Regions from separate parts of the Homo sapiens genome. Here region 1 is linked to region 2. A link is an interaction called in ENCODE POLR2A ChIA-PET data of the cell type or tissue named here. Cell type or tissue: PC-9. All regions are shown on one strand. Links, peaks and the distances in the headings refer to the core of each region. The heading gives the core; the rest is flanking DNA.

The links. ChIA-PET counts read pairs that join two places held together with the same protein. Peaks named below come from ENCODE experiments on the same cell type or tissue, not always from the same donor. Only the 100,000 strongest peaks of a DNase experiment are listed, where the experiment ranks them.
Region 1: POLR2A ChIA-PET joins it to region 2 with 9 read pairs; 6 of 35 experiments call an interaction of 5 or more read pairs at or near these places.

The regions. Positions count from the first base shown.
Region 1 is chr12:55,980,090-55,984,481 of GRCh38, forward strand. All of the region lies in intron 1 of RAB5B (RAB5B, member RAS oncogene family), which reads left to right. It also overlaps the pseudogene LOC100131294. Among named protein-coding and RNA genes, the nearest start is that of RAB5B, 8.2 kb to the left of the region's middle. In PC-9, for the core only: no CTCF peak of the experiment used is centred there; a DNase peak (open chromatin) is centred at 1,942; H3K27ac peaks cover 709 bases.
Region 2 is chr12:55,854,528-55,858,919 of GRCh38, forward strand. No RefSeq gene overlaps it. Among named protein-coding and RNA genes, the nearest start is that of MMP19, 14 kb to the left of the region's middle. In PC-9, for the core only: no CTCF peak of the experiment used is centred there; no DNase peak of the experiment used is centred there.

The DNA of each region.
Region 1 (4,392 bases), core at 204-4,203, 130 kb after region 2:
GTAACAGAATAAATCAGTGTATTTACATTTATGTTTGCCCTGAAAACCCAGGTAAGGTCTGAAGCCTGAGGCATCTCTCCTTCCTTTCCTCCTCCCTCTCTTCCTACCTCCTTGCCTTCGTTCACTTCCTCAATTCATTCCTCTCCCTTCTCCCTTCCTCTCTTTTCCTTCTTTTCCTTTCTGCTTTTCCCTTTTCTCCTTTTTCTCCTCATTCTCTTTACCATCTACCTATGTGTCCCTCCAAGCCCCTCTGCTATTTCTCCCCTGCTCACTCCCTCTGCTGTTGTCTCCCTCAGGTTCAGCTTCCGGGGTGGGGAGGCAAGAAAGGGTCCTCAGCTCAGGGAGCACTTGTTGGTGTTCTTTATGTCACAAGTTTTCAGGTCAGTACTGGGAGGCTTGTTGCCGTTTCCTGATCTCCGGCCTCCTGACTTGAGCAAGATGTCCCGGGCCAGGGAACTAAAAGCCTCATCCACATTCATACTGGATTTAGCACTAGTTTCGAAAAATCGGATTCCATGCTCTCGAGCCAACTTATCGGCCTGCTCCTTCTGCACCTTCCTCTTGGCCTCCATGTCACATTTGTTCCCTAGCAAGAGGTGCTCCACCCCAGCTGAGGCATTCTCCATGATGCTTTTCATCCAGTTCTGAATATTCTCGAAAGATTTCTCATCCGTGATGTCGTATGCTAGGATAATGCCCATGGCTCCACGGTAGTAGGCAGTAGTTATTGTCTTGAACCGCTCTTGGCCAGCTGTGTCCCAGACTTGTAGTTTGATCTTCTTCCCCTCTATATCCACAGTGCGGATCTTGAAATCAATTCCGATGGTGGAGATGTAAGTGTTGTTGAAGTTGTCCTCTGCAAAGCGAATGATCAGACAAGTCTTGCCCACCCCCGAGTCCCCGATCAGCAGCAACTTGAAGAGGTGGTCGTAGGCTTTGGCCATGGCGGACACCGGGGGAGCCGGGGAAGGGATGGGGCTATTTATTTATTTTTGAGACGGAATCGCTCTGTTGTCCAGGCTGGAGTGCAGTCGTGTGATCTCGGCTCACTGCTACCTCTGCCTCCCAGGTTCAAGCAATTCTCGTGCCTCAGCCTCCTGAGTAGCTGGGATTACAGGCACGCACCACCACACCCAGCTAATTTTTGTATTTTTAGTAGAGACAGGTTTTCACCACGTTGGCCAGGCTGGTCTCAAACTCCTGACCTCAGGTGATCTGCCCATCTCGCCCTCCCAAAGTGCTAGGATTACAGGTGTAAGCCACCACGCCTAGCCCAAATTGACTAATTGTATGTGTCTCGGTTTCCTCACCTATAAAATATAGAGACTGGACTAAATGACCTCTAGACTGGCTCTGATCTGCCTGACTGACCTTAAGGCTGACAACTGGTACTGGGTTGGACTCCAGTGGCTATATATACCGAGAACTCTGTCTCTGTTGATAGGTGATAGACTTCTGGAGACTTCATATGTATTTGGTTTAGGGACTCAAAGCTAACAAGTGGAAGGGGGCTTGAGGAATGGAGTCTTACTCTAGCTGGGACTGCTAAGACACTTTTACTGTTATGCCTACTTTGCTGCACTGCTTGGGAGAGTTGCCCACATTAAAGAACATCCTCCATGGGTCTCCTGCATCTAGTGGGCTAACCCATGGTCAGGCCTCAATCCTCCCTAGTTAATGGGTCATTTTATAAGTCATTCTTGTAGAGCCGTACTTCTTTTTTTTTTTTTTTGATGGAGTCTTGCTCTGTCACCCAGGCTGGAGTGCAGTGGCAAAGTCTCGACCCACTGCAGCCTCTGCCTCCCAGGTTCAAGCAATTCTCCTGCTTCAGCCTCCCAAGTAGCTGAGATTACAGGTGTCAGCCACCACACCTGGCTAATTTTTGTGTTTTTAATAGAGACGGGGTTTCACCATGTTCGCCAGACTGGTGTTGAATTCCTGACCTTAGGTGATCCGCCCACCTCAGCCTCCCAAAGTGCTGGGATTTCAGGCATGAGTCACTGCACCCGGCAGAGCTGCACTTCTAAGGGAAGTTAAATCTGATTTCTTCTCTTCTGAGCTAAAAAGGTTGAAAGGAAGAGAAACCTGCCCCATCTCCCTTTTTTTTGTCTCGGGTTTGAAGGTAATAATCATCATACCACTTGACTGGTTTACCAAAAAAAAAAAAAAAAATTAGTATTTTTGTGGGAAAAAATGAGAATAGAAAATAAATAATTGAATCTTATATGTATTATTTCATTTCTGTACCACAGAATTTTTGAGAGTCTAGCTATTATATTTTTTAAATGATACCCTTATAAACATGATAAGATTAAAGATCAAAGCTTAGAGGTGGCTCAACAATTGCTGTGAACAGGGAGGAAGGCAGGACATATTCTTTCTTTTTCAGAGGTGGGATCTCACTATGTTGCCCAGGCTGGTCTCAAACTCCTGGGCTCAAGTGATCCTCCTGCCTTGGCCTCCCAAAATGCTGGTATTACAGGCGTGAACCATGATGTGCAGCCAGAACATACTCTTAAGGCTACATATTAGGGTACGAGGTAGTCTTTTCTAAGTCAGTAGTTACTGATCTCTGAGAATCCAAGGTTGCTTAGTAGCAAGAAAGCTTGCTGACCACATCTGGGCTCTGGCTTGACTTCCCATCTCTGAGAGTTAGTGACAGAGACTTTGCAACTCAAGCGTGTCTGCAATTGTTTCCTGTCTTTACACTCCCCCAGAGCTCAAGTGATATGTTTAGCCATGAGAATTCAGTCCATTCTAACTCCCACATTTTCCTTTATTGTAGAGTAGTAACATTGAGGCTTAATATTCTACCCCTTGGATCACATGCTTTGAAATACATAAAAATGTAAGGGAGTAAGTTGAAAAAACCAGTAACTTTTTCTATTGTTTCTTGAGAGTATAGCATATATATGTCACCTGAAGGAAACTTGATCAGCTTATCATCTGTCCTTTTTTTTTTATTATGGTGTCACCTGTCTTCTCTTTTATTTATTTTTTATTTTGAGAGACGGAGTCTTGCTCTGTTGCCCAGGCTGGAGTACAGTGGCATAATCTCAGCTCACTGCAACCTCCGCCCTCTGGGTTCAAGCGATTCTCCTGCCTCAGCTTCCCAAGTAGCTGGGACTACAGGCATGTGGCGCTACACCCAGCTAATTTTTGTATTTTTTAGTAGAGACGGGGTTTCACTATATGTTGGCCAGGCTGGTCTCAAACTCCTGACCTCTCAAACACCAGAGTGAGACTCTCTCTAAAAATGGAAAATAAATTTTAAAATGTTATAATTAAAGATACTCATTTAAATTGAATAAATTTAGCTTTATGAAAAATTTGCTGTATCATCTTTATTTTGATCCTTTCGTCATAGGCCATTGAAAACTTAATCATAAAATGGTACATGTATATCTGAATTTTTAAGACTGACTGACCAAGGGGACTACAGAATACCCAGTAGAATCAAAGTAATTGTCATGTTCCTCTGTATTAATCTAGTCTACTTTGGGACCTTGAGTTCTCACCTCTCATTCTTTTGCTAACTTCCTCTTTACCCTTTAGTTATGTCTCCTTTTTTTTTTTTTTTTTTTTCCAGAGATAGCGTCTTGTTCTGTCGCCCAGGCTGGAGTGCAGTGGTGTAATCAGCTCACTACAACCTTCAACTCCTGGGCTCCAGTGATTCTCCCACCACAGCCTCTGGAGTAGCTGGGATTACAGGCACATACCACCATGCCCAGCTAATTTTTTTAAATGTTTTCTAGAGACTCAGTCTCGCTATGTTGCCTAGGCTGGTCTCAAACTCCTCACCTCAAGCAAGGCTTCCCCTTTTATCTCCCAAACCCCTGGGATTACAGGCATGGGCCGCTCTGCCAGGCCTGTTTTTTCTCTTTTTCTTTCTCTGTACCACTTTCATATTGTGGCTTCTTCCCTGCCCCCGATCTCCCCCCTACCCACCCCAGGTGGAGTCTTGCTCTGTTACCCAGGCTGGAGTGTGGTGGCACGATCTCGGCTCACTGCAACCTCCGCCTCCCGGGTTTAAGCAGTTCTGCCTCAGCCTCCCGAGTAGGATTACAAATGCCGGCCACCAACCACACCCGGCTAATTTTTTTTTTTTTTTTTTAGACTGAGTCTCGCTGTTGCTCTGTCGCCAGGCTGGAGTACAGTGGTGCAATCTCAGCTCACTGCAACCTCCACCTCACAAGTTCAAGCAGTTCACCTGCCTCAACCTCCCAAGTAGCTGGGACTACAGGCACGCGCCACCACGCCCAGCTAATTTTTGTATTTTTAGTAGAGACGGGGTTTCACCATGTTTGCCAGGCTTGTCTCAAACTCCTGACCTCCTGATCTGCCTGCCTTTGCCTCCCAAAGTGCTGGGATTACAGGCGTGAGCCACTGTGC
Region 2 (4,392 bases), core at 257-4,256:
AGGTTGCAGTGAGCCGAGACCATGCCATTGCATTCTAGCCTGGGCAGCAGAGTGAGACTCCGTCTCAAAACAAAAAAAAAAAACAAAAATTAGCTGAGTATGGTGGTGTGTACCTGTGGTCCCAGCTACTCGGGAGGCTGAGTCAGGAGGATTGCTTGAGCCCAGGAGATCAAGGCTATGGTGAGCTGTGGTCACACCCCTGCACTCCAGCCTGGGCGACAGAGTGAAATCCTGTTTCAAAAATTAATTAATTAGGCCGGGCACGGTGGCTCACGCCTGTAATCCCGGCACTTTGGGAGGCTGAGGCGGGCGGATCACGAGGTCAGGAGATCGAGACCATCCTGGATAACACGGTGAAACCCCGTCTCTACTAAAAATACAAAAAAATTAGCCAGGCGTGGTGGCGGGCGTCTGTAGTCCCAGCTACTTGGGAGCCTGAGGCAGGAGAATGGCGTGAACCCGGGAGGAGGAGCTTGCAGTGAGCAGAGATCGCGCCACTGCACTCCAGCCTGGGCGACAGAGCGAGACTCCGTTAGGAGACATACATAATGTAAATGACAAGTTAATGGGTGCAGCACACCAACATGGCACATGTATACATATGTAACAAACCTGCATGTTGTGCACATGTACTGTAGAACTTAAAGTATAATAAAAATATATATATTTTAAAAATTAATTAATTAATTACATGCATTTATGTTCACTCTGTCCTCTAAAATGTTAATAAAGGAATAAACCCACAAGGACAAGGAGAACAGGAGAAGAGTCAATGCATGGGAGATGACAACACATTTTTGGAAGAGGGAAATCAAATAGAGGAGTGATAACATATAGTTTGGAGAGAGTTGAAGCCTAAATGCCCATGGAAGGTGAAACAAACAGGAAGCAAACCAATTTATGCCCTGACCCTGTCTCCTTTTTTTTGAGATGGAGTTTCGCTGTTGTCACCCAGGCTGGAGTGCAATGACATGATGTCGGCTCACTGCAACCTCTGCCTCCCAGGTTCAAGTGATTCTCCTGCCCAGCCTCCTGAGCAGGTAGGATTACAGGCACCTGCCACCACACCCAGCTAATTTTTTGTATTTTTAGTAGAGATGGGGTTTCACCATGTTGGCCAGGCTGGTCTCGAACTCCTGACCTCAAGTAATCCACCTGCCTTGACCTCCCAAAGTACTGGGATTACAGGCGTGAACCACCGCGCACGGTCGACCCTGTCTCTTTTATTCCAGAAGTATCAGAAATTGAAGGCATCAATCTCTCAGATGGCAGGGGAAGGGATAATTTAAATAAGACATATAGTTTATATAAGATCCGCAGTAAAAAAGTTTGTGGACCAGGCACAGTGGCTCGCGCTTGTAATCCCAGCACTTTGGGAGGCCAAGACGAGCAGATCACTTGACGCCAGGAGTTCAAGACCAGCCTGGCCAACATGGTGAAACCTCATCTCTACTAAAAATACACAAATTAGATTACAGGTGTGTGTGGTGGGATAAGCCTGTAATCCCAGCTACTCGGGAGGCTGAGGCATAAGAATCGCTTGAACCTGGGAGGTGGAGGTTTTAGTGAGCCAAGATCATGCCACTGCACTCCAGCCTGGGTGACACAGCAAGAATCTGTCTGAAAAAATAAAATTTATTGAGGCCCCTATACTTGTGTTTCTCTCACCAGGCCCAGGCAAATTCCCAGCAGATGTGAGGTTTGTTCTCCAGAGAAATTGATCCTGGGGAGGCAGAGCAGGGCATGAAACCAGACTGAAAGCAGAGATTTAAGTGAAAGTCACTGTATTCCTTTCCTATGGCTACTAAAACAAAATACCATAAATTGGCTGGCTTTCAAACAACAGCTATGTATTCCGTCACTGTCCTGGAGGCCAGAAGTCTGAAATCAAGGTGTCAGCAGGGTCACACACCCTGCAAAGGCCTTGGAGAAAATCTGTTCCTTGCCATTTCCAGCCCCTGGTGGCTCCAGGTATTCTTTGGCTTACGTCCACATTATTCCAATCTCTGCTTTCGTCTTCACATTATCTTCTCCTTTGTGAGGGTCTCCATCTAACCATCTCACCTCCCTCTGCCTCTGTCTTATAAAGGTGTGTGTAATAGTGTTTAGGGCCCATCTGGATAATCCAGAATAAAAAATCTTTTTTCTTTTTCTTAAAAATCCTTAATTTAATCATATCTTTTGCTATACAAGGTACTTTTTTGTTGTTGTTTTTTTTTGGTGTTTTTTTTTTTGTTTTTTTTTTTGAGACGGCATCTTGCTCTGTCACCAGGCTGGAATGCAGTGGTGTGATCTTGGCTCACTGCAACCTCCACCTCCCAGGTTCAAGGGATTCTCCTGCCTCAGCTTCCTGAGTAGCTGGGACTACAGGTACCTGCCACCACACTCAGCTAATTTTTTGTATTTTTAGTAGAGATGGGGTTTCACCGTTTGACCAGGATGGTCTCGATCTCCTGACGTCGTGATCCGCTCACCTCAGCCTCCCAAAGTGCTGGGATTACAGGCCTGAACCACTGCACCCAGCCATATGCAAGGTACTTTTAACTCTTTCATCAAATAATGTAATAGTCACAGGTCCTGGGGAATAGGAAGTAAATATATATCTGGAGGTGGGGGCACTCTTTCTGCCTATCAGAGTTACCATACTGAAGAATGAGACTCCTTGTCCTTCCCCGCTGCCAGTGTACTGGCATCCAGAATTTCGCCCACCATACAGAAAACTGGAGTATTCTTCTCTGGCAGGACTGAATAGCTCCAGAGGAAAGCACAAACACTGATACTTGGGTAGCCCCTTGACAAAAAGCCAACACACTGCCTGCTTCCCCACAGTGAAACTCATCATCAGCAGGTCACTGTGAAACACACAGAGCTTCTAACTAGGTTTTTTAGTTCCACACTCTTACATATAAATGAACAGTCACAGTTCACAAGACATCTGAGGAAAACTTCCAATATGGAAAACTGAGACCAGAACAAACAAGAAAAAAAAAAAAAAAAAGACTTGGAGAAACAGAATAAGCAACAGAAAAAGATTGCTTTTTAAATATATATATTTTTGGACAGGAGAAAACATCAGTGCCATGAAATGAAAGGTGCTATTTTTTTCTTTCTTTTTTTTTTTTGAGAGTCTCACTCTGTCGCCCAGGCTGGAGAGCAGTGGCGCGATCTTGGCTCATTGCAACCTCTGCCTCCCAGATTCAAGTGATTCTCCTGCCTCAGCCTCCTGAGTAGTCGGGATTATAGGCGAGCACCACCATGCCTGGCTAATTTTTGTATTTTTAGCAGAGACGGGGTTTTGCCATGTTGGCCAGGCTGCTCTCAAACTCCTTGCCTTGGCTTATCAAAGTGAAAAGGTGCTATTTTTTATAATTCAAAGAACAAGAAAAAAGTCATGGAAATTTAAAGTATGATAACCAATATAAAAACATTCCATTGGAAAAGCTGGAAGCTAAAGTCAGGGAAATCTCTAAGTAGAACAAAAAGACTAAATGAGTGACAATAGGAGTGAAAAGGATAGAAAACTCAAATGTCAGTTGAGAAGATATAATATCAGAAAGGAACAACAGAGAGAGAAATAAGGAGGAAATTACCAAGGAAATAATATGAAAATGCTTTCCAGGCCAGGTACAGAGGCTCAAGCCTGTAGTCCCAGCACTTTGGGAGGCCAAGGCAGGAAGAACTTGAACCCAGGGGTTTGAGACCAGCCTGGGCAACACAGGAAGACCCCATCTCTACAAAAAATAAAAATGAATTAGCCAGGCGTGGTGGCGAGCACCTGTAGTCCCAGCTATTCCGGAGGCTGAGGTGGGAAAATCTCTTGAGCCTGGGAGGTCAAGGGTACAGTGAGCCGTGTTTGTGCCACTGCACTCCAGTCTGTGTGACAGAGCAAGACCCTGTCTCAAAAAAGAAGTTTTCCAAAACTGAAGATTAGTCTCAAAATTTAAAAAAGTGTTCTAAGCATTCAGAAAGATAAAAATAAAGATAGAAATATACCAATCACATCATCAAGTTAAAGAGCGGATCCCAAAAACTTTCTTTTCTTTCTTTTTTTTTTTTTTCTTTTTTGCGACAGAGTCTTGCTCTGTTGCCCAGGCTGGAGTATGCAGTAGCACAATCTTGGCTCTCTACAGCCTCTGCCTCCCGGGTTCAAGCGATTCTCCTGCCTCAGGTTCCTGAGTAGCTGGGATTACAGGCGCCCACCACCACACCCGGCCGATATTTTTTTTTTTTTTTTTTGAGACGGAATCTCGCTCTGTCTCCCAGGCTGGAGTGCAGTGGTGCGATCTCGGCTCACTGTAACCTCCTCCTCCTGTATTCAAGCAATTCTCCTGCGTCAGCCGCCCAAGTAGCTGAGATTACTGGCACCCGCTGCCACACCTGACTAATTTTTTT